Linked DNA regions of Mus musculus: region 2 is linked to region 1. Evidence: chromatin loops called from intact Hi-C (ENCODE). Cell type or tissue: gastrocnemius. All regions are shown on one strand. Region 1 overlaps Afdn (afadin, adherens junction formation factor). Region 2 has its middle 7.6 kb from the start of Gm7168.

Region 1 (4,000 bases):
TCGCGTTCTCTCTTAGAGAGAGGAGCATGGTCATGTGTGTTTTATTATGACATTGTCTTTATAAACAGTAAAGAGGTTGTGCTGATGTTAAGACCACGAACCTAGCCCTCTGTGTCAGATGCTTTGGGAATAACTAAGTGTCGTGCTCATGTCGTACCTTCATGTTAGTGTTTTGATTTTTTTTAAATTATCATGATTGTTTACAAGTTTCTTTCTCTCGTTCTGCTTGATTTCCCCTCGTCTGTTTTTCTCCAGGAAGTAGACCAGGTTGATCAGGTAGGACATACTGCTGGGAACTGATCCTAGCTGTGTTGGCTTAGCTGAGTTTCTCATGCTGCTTCCATTACAAATATGAGCCTACAAAAACTGGACTGAGCAGTTCATAACCCTCATTCAGCAACTGAAACATGCAACACTAAAATCCTTTTTGACTGCGCAACTTATATCAGCATTTCATAATTTCTGCTTAATGCACTTCAGTGTGGATATGAAATGACAAAAGTTCTGTTTCTTCTCTATTTTTATCCTTGGTTCCTATTCTTTGGATCTCATCTAAGGCTGCCTGGCCTGCAAATGTGGTCGGGAGAGGATGTGATAGATCAGTACTTGATACTGAGTTGCATGGTGTCCAAGCCAGTGACTACAAGTATCAGGGTGGCTGTGGGTAACCATGGATACCTGTGTGTGTGCTACGCAGATTACCAGATAATGCATAATCTACAATTTGGTTTTGTAATACACAGTATATCCGTTCTTTACTGACTCTGCAAATTCCATTTAATTAGACCAGTATGACTGTGTATATGAATCCTCAGACGCTGCATTGGTTATTTGCTTCCCATTGCTCGGCATGTATCTAAATTTCTTTGCAAGTATCTGGTATCTGTGGTAACTACCTGGTGGAGATGGGAAGGTACTGGTCTATCTTCAGCTTCTCAGGAACATTCCTGTTTATTTGTAATTTTTCTGATGCCTTGCTTTGTTTATGGGAATGTTTTCTGTCCACAGAAACAGAAGAACATTGCAGGAGCACTTGCTTTTTGGATGGCAAATGCATCTGAGCTTCTCAACTTCATCAAGCAGGACCGAGACCTTAGTCGGATCACGCTGGATGCCCAGGATGTCCTAGCACACTTGGTTCAGATGGCATTTAAGTAAGAAGCACATTCTGGAAAGAATAATAAGTTTTCATGCTTACAAGCTTCATGTTGTGTTTTCAAAGCCAGTGTTAAAGATTTTACTTACCCTAAGTGAAGATGCTTGATTGCCACAAAACACAGGAGATTGTGTTAACTTAAGAGCAGTGTGCTCTGGAACAACTGCAGTGTTGTGAGTGTTCCAGAGTACAATTTTTGTTATTTTTAATGAAAAATATTCTTAAAGAATACAGATTGTCTCAAATGGTAAAAATCTAACACTGCCTCTGTGCAACCTGCTCAGGTGATTAAAATTGTTTGTGTATTTTCAGGTACTTGGTTCATTGCCTTCAGTCAGAACTTAATAACTACATGCCAGCCTTTCTGGATGATCCTGAGGAGAACAGTCTGCAAAGACCAAAAATAGGTAAGAGTCTTATGTGCCTCCCCTAACATTGAACTTGGGTTTATTTTTAAGTCTTTTTTTTTTTAATATATTAAATGTTTGTATGTTCTGACTGCATTTATGTCTGTATACCATATCTGAGCCACAGAGGCCAGAAGAAGGTGTCAGATTGCCTAGAACTAGAATTAAATTAAAGACTGTTGTGAACCACTATGTGGGTGCTGGGAGTTGAACTTGGGCCCTCTGAAAGACCAGCCAGTGTTTTTAATCACTGAGCTCTCTCTCTAGTTCCTAGTTTTACTAGTCTTCTGGTGCTACTGGCCTCTGTCTGGGTTATAGGCCTAGCAAGCTTCTGCTGCGCCACTCTCCTAAGGGCCTGTTTTTTTTTTTTTTTTTTTTTTTTTTTTTTTAATGTATATGAGCTTTGACTACTTGTACGTGTGTGTCTAGTATCCAACAGAGGCAAGGAAAGGTTGTGGCATTTCCTGGAACTAGAATTATACATAGATGGCCCTTATGCCATGTCAGGTGCTAGGAACTGAACCTGGACCTGCAAGTGCAGCAGCTTCCAAGCCACCTCTCCAGCCCTAAGTTTATCTTTGTATGCAGTATATTGTAAGGAAGGTCTTTCTTCTTTTAAGATTTACTTTTATTTGTGTTACGTGTTTGTGTGAAAATATGCTGTGGGTACCCAAAAAGGTCAGAAGAGGGCATCAGAGTCCATAGATTTGGAGTTTAAGCAGCTGGGAAACAAACTTTGGTCTTGTGGAAGAACAGTGCTGCTGCACTGCAACAAGTGCTCTTAGCTGTGAAACTGTCCTTCCAGCCCCAGGCTTGTTTCTTAAATGACTGCCTTATTGTAGCTTTGAGATGACTTCCGAAGAACTGGCTGTCAGACTTAGGAGTCATTTTCACTTTTGCTTTGCTTCTTTAAAAAACTTTTAGGTAAATTTATTTGAATAGTGGTTAGAAACTATGTGTTTAAGACCACACCCCTGCTTTCTGTTTGAATTTGGTATTTGTAACTGGTTTGACACATTTGTTAATTGTTATAACTACCTTTGTCTGAAGTTGGTATGACTCAGAGGTTCTGCTGTGACCCTGTGGCCCCTGACGATTTGTCCCATATCCTGAACAGATGATGTGCTGCACACACTCACAGGAGCCATGTCCTTGCTGCGGCGCTGCAGAGTCAATGCTGCCTTGACCATCCAGCTCTTCTCTCAGCTTTTCCACTTCATCAATATGTGGCTGTTCAACAGACTGGTGACTGACCCAGATTCAGGCCTGTGCTCCCACTACTGGGGTGCCATTATCCGCCAGCAGCTGGGGCATATTGAAGCGTGGGCAGAGAAGCAGGGGCTAGAGCTGGCAGCTGACTGTCACTTGAGCAGAATTGTACAGGTGTGGACAGTGGCTGTACTCCATTCTCCTTGCTTCTCCCTCTTCCCTGCCAGTACATGAACTTTAGATTGACATGATGAGTGACAACTTGGGGTGATAGAGCCTCAGTGTTTTTCCCATATGCATTCAGTCAAGCAGCTACTGTGGTTGTAGCCTCTGGGCTGCTGTAACAAGCCAGCTAAAACTAAATGTCTCAGCCGAGGTTTATTGTCTCTCTCTCCTGGAAACCAGAGGTTGAAATCAAGGTGCTGGCCTCTGAGGGACTTGAATATAAGTTGGTTCTTCCAGCCCTTGGTAGTTTATACCCAACTTAGGCATTCTTTGGCCAGTCTTTGCCACAGACTTCATGTGGTATTCTTGGGTACATGTCTGTCCAAGTCCCTGGTTTGTACAGGGGCATCAGTAAAACTGGCCTCCTTTTAACCAATTGTATGCACAAGGCCCTTCCTCAATAGTACTCCAGCCTCCAGCATCAGAACCTTAAGGACATGGTTCCTTCTGTAACAAGGTGTGTAAACAGTAGGACAGAGATATCACTGACATGGTCTTTTTTATGAGACCAGCAAAATAGGTTTTACTGAAGGATAAATGATGATTTTAAAATGGGGCAGCAGTTAACTCTTTAGATGTTAATCATAACCTACTATTTTAACAGCTCTCAGATACCAAAGTCTAGGAACTGGTGTTTATAATGAAGGACATGAGTTATATGCAGCCTCAAAACTTAAAACATTTACTTAAATGTATTTATTAACTTTTGTTTTTATGCCTTTCATTTCCTCTAAAGATATTTAGTAACCCAAGAAGCTGATGAGTTCTCAGCTTTTATCAAGATTCATATTTGCAAAACTATCAGATTCCTATTAACTAATCATCCGGCTTGCTATGTAAATGTTCAAACTTTAAAGGAGACTGCTTAAAAGACTTTATAAACATTGATAGTTGAGTAAAATTATATTAAAAACATAACAACTAAAGTAAAACCCAAGAGTGTATACAAAAGTATGCTTATCATTTACTATATGTAGCTCAATGTTAATGCCTCTTTAAAAGC
Region 2 (4,000 bases), 91 kb after region 1:
CTCTGCACAGCCGGGCAGCCAGAGAAACTTGGCATCGTTCCCTATATGTCTGCACAGGCCTAGAGGAAGGACAGAAATAGAATCATTATGGGACCCAAGTGATTTCTCAGGTCAAGAATGGTCTTGGCTCTCTCTTCACTGTGCAGACACAGGGCACAGGTCTTGAACTCCATGTACCCCTAGCTGCTGCCCACACTAAGGATGAGTGAGCTGAGCTGAAAATGTTGAAAACCACAATCACTGGGCCAAAATGACTATCGGTGGACAACTGAGCACAAGACCCTTGCCTGCTCCCTGAGGACCAGAAGCCCCAGCTCGGTTCTTACTGCTCTATTCCCAAAGAAAATGCAGAGCAGCTGTAAATGCAGCCATGCTCTGCTGGGAAGGGCAGACAGGCATATCCAGGCCAAGAGAAGGATGTACTGTGGTGTGTTGGGCCTGTCTGTTCCTCACAGGCATACTTAGCTATGCTACCCAGCACTTACCCAGCCCTGTTTGAAGTGCTTTGGTCCCACAGGAGCTCTGTGGTGGTGAAGACACTGATAAAGCCAAGGACCTAGACCCTTGCCAAGTACCTGTCCACACTTGACTCCTGCTGGGTGTCAGCACTATGTGCAGCCATGTAAGACTGGGAACATGGATGACTTTCTTCATTGGGATCACTTGTGAGCCCGAGGGCCAGGTGACATGCTTGAGGCCAGGCAAGGATAAGGAGGAGCAGAGTGACCTTACATGAGCTTGCGGGATAGGGGCCCCAGTGAGGGGAGGGACTAGCCCTGGCTCACACTCTTCAGGAACATATGTGGTTGAGGGTAGGCATGCTGGACCCATGCCCATGATAGACTTCCAACATACTAATCAGTGTCTATATAGGTGTATTCAACACTGTTAATGTGGTGTGTGTGTTTGTTTCTGTGTGCATGCTCACATGCATGTGTGTGTCCCTGTATATTCACTTGCATGTGTTTCTGTGTGTGTGTAAGGGGGCATGTCCTGACAGCCTTCCCTCCCCATGCTGGGCACCCACAGTTGACACAGACCCCACTTAATAGCATTTTTGTTCCCAAAGGTTTTCTAATGGAAGATAGTATGCTTCTCAGTCAGTTCTAGTTAACCTCATTTTGTTAAAATGGGGAACACTGATCTTTTGGGATTGAAGCCTGAGCCAGCCTGTGGACTTTCCTTCTCCTACAGTTCCCAGGCTATTCTATATGACACTATCCGGTGAACAGAACCCTCAGCTCTGCCAGCTCCCCTGTGTGTGTCATTGCACTAGCCTATATCCTGGCTGTCTCTCCCAACTCCACCTGTTCTAGCTGAGCTCAGCATACACAGAAGGCCTATATGAGGAGATGCTGCCCCACTGAGCCAGGCAAATTGTGCTCCACTCTGACAAATGTGAGAAGGGTGTCCAGATGTGGCCCTCACACCAATGGGTCCGCGGTTTGATCACAATTACTGTGATCAGCAGTGACATACAAGCCTCCTCTTGTCCAAGTAAAGTGACATCAGTACTTGTTTGGACCTTGGGCAGTAAAGGAACCCTGACGGTTCCATGGGTAGGTAACCAACCCTATTCCTTCCCAGAATCCATGAACTGTACCTGCTTAACGGCCTCTGTATCTCCTTGACTTAGGTGAGTAGAGGAGACCCCAAACAGGCCTTTACCACTGCACCAGCCACACTGTCCTGCCAGGTGGAGGCAGCCTCCACAGCCTGAGGAGTGGGGTAAGTGTTCTTTCCCACTACATCCAATGGGGTCTTGTTTGCATAGCAAGTGGCAGTATCTCCTGTGGAACTGAGCCATGCTGCTAGGGAGACCTTTGTGTTGTTTACAGTACTTATAAGCTAGACATGGGAAGAGGAACTAGAGACATGTGATTTGGAGATCTTGCAGTAGCCTGCTCTGGGTCTGTGGAGCCTAGGCTGGCGTGGCAGTCATAGGGCTCCCTCCAATGTCCAAGTTCCACCATGACACATTCTCTAGAAGGTCAGACAGAAGTCCAAGTAGATTCAGGGCTTACATTGACACTTGTTTCTCTCAGATACTTTTGCTCCTGAGAATCCAAGGAGCTTAGAGCCAGAGACAGGAAGAATAGGACCTGCCCCATGCATGCCCCAGGCTAGTCTCAGAGATGGTTCCCCATCTCCTACCAGTGGGCAGGCCAAGGAGACTGATATGGTGGGCAGAAGGGTTGAGGGTCAAGAACTGCCTTGCCCAGACATGGGTAAAGGCTGGTGGTGCTTGAATGCTAGTAAGCCACCTTCAAGGCTGGCTGGCACAGACGGGATGGCTGTACACCTCTTGCCTACACCACCCTTATCCGGAAGCTCAGTGGTTGCCAGTTCATGGTTACAGACACATCAGGACAAGTACTTAAATGGTTCAGATGTGACACCCATAAACATGTGGACCAACTATACTGACTGAGAGAAATGGTGGACACAGCTCTGCCCTGAGGCTGCCCTAGTGTACTGCTGCTACTGCTACTGGTGTGTGTGTGTGTGTGTGTGTGTGTTTCATGGTTACATATGTGTATATGTGTGTATAGCAGAGTGTCTGCATGGACATGTGTTTGTGCATGTATCTATGTGTCTGTATAGACATATTTTTATGTGTCTGCGTGGATATAGGTGCACAGATGTCTATGCGTCTGCATGGGTGAGTGTTTGTGTATGTGTGTGTGTTTCATGGTCGAATGTGTGTATATGTGTGTATAGCAGAATGTCTGCATGGACATTTGTTTGTGTGTATCTGCATGTGTGTGTGTGTGCATGTGCATGTATCTATGTGCCTGTATAGACATGTTTTTATGTGTCTGCATGGATATGTGTGCACAGATGTCTATGGGTCTGCATGAGTGAGTGAGTGAATGTATGTGTGTGTGAGTGTGAGAGTGTTAGTTACATAGACCTGCATGTGTGTTGCAGTGGTATGTGTGTATGTATGTGTGTTACATGGGCCTGTGGGTGTTTGTGGGTGTGTGACTTTAAATAGAAAATAGCAGCCTCTGAGGTAACTGTGGAGATGTGAGACACTCACTCCCAGAATCAGGTTAGAAATCTTCTGCCTGTCTCTCTGTCTTTGGAAATAATGTGCTGTCATCCTCCTATCTGAGGCCATAAAGTCTCAGGACAGAGGTCAGTGCTCTGACCTCTGGCCATGTTAAGCATCAGTAAGTTCATAAAGAGGGCAGGTTTCTCTTTCCTCTCTAAATCTCTAGTGCTGAACCGCGTCCACTCGACAAGGCTCCAGCTTGGCATGGGGCCCACTGCTCATAGATTCTAGGTCTTTCTTGCCCCTTAAAGCAATGCAGCAGGAAGAGCTCTGAGCCAAGGCTACAGCTACCAGGTATAAGTTTAGTATTGACTGTCAAGTGTGTGAGCCAGCTCTCTGTCACTGTGAAAGACACCTGGGAGGACCAACTCCAGGAATGAGGGGTTCTCTTGGTTTGTGATTTCAAAAAAGTGGAGATTAAGCTGTTCCTGTCATCCTTGTGAAGAGACTGGGTAGGGCCAGGCAAGAGAGAGACTTCAAGGTTAATGTTCTAGCCTCACAGTTCTTCCACCAGGTCACCTCTCTCAAGAGTCCATTCAAAATTTGAATTCATCAGTGGATCCAGGCACAGTCAACATTGTAAGATTGTGACCTGACATCATCATCTGCAAATTTCACACTCAAGAACTGGACAATCAGGTCATTTTCAGGAAGTTTTTGTTGTTTTCTGGTTCCCATTTATAGCTATCCTTAACTCAAGGTGCCCTGTGGGCTACCAGGTAGATATGACTGGAATAACTGATAAATTTATTACTCTTATGATCTAGGCTCTGGAAATACCCCCACCCCCAATACAGGCCCAGAGATGCTCTAGTTTCCTAGGCTGTTCTTCATCTATCCATGCCAACAGTCAGCCGTAGTTGTTGTACTGGCTGATCTTCACAAACAGGCAACTCCATCTCCCTAGAGGGCTACAGGCACACCTCATACGTATACCTGCAC

Evidence for each region. Peaks named below come from ENCODE experiments on the same cell type or tissue, not always from the same donor. Only the 100,000 strongest peaks of a DNase experiment are listed, where the experiment ranks them.
Region 2: it touches region 1 in a loop (2.5-fold over the local background); 14 of 42 quality-filtered maps call a loop at or near these places.

Annotation. Positions count from the first base shown.
Region 1 is chr17:13,848,100-13,852,099 of GRCm38, forward strand. Afdn (afadin, adherens junction formation factor) reads left to right here. Exons shown (of 33, transcript NM_010806.1): 16 at 1,009-1,154; 17 at 1,469-1,563; 18 at 2,681-2,946. Among named protein-coding and RNA genes, the nearest start is that of Tcte2, 89 kb to the left of the region's middle. In gastrocnemius, a CTCF peak has its summit at 2,244 (motif pointing right); no DNase peak of the experiment used is centred here; H3K27ac peaks cover 1,547 bases.
Region 2 is chr17:13,938,787-13,942,786 of GRCm38, forward strand. No RefSeq gene overlaps it. Among named protein-coding and RNA genes, the nearest start is that of Gm7168, 7.6 kb to the right of the region's middle. In gastrocnemius, a CTCF peak has its summit at 1,953; no DNase peak of the experiment used is centred here; H3K27ac peaks cover 2,250 bases.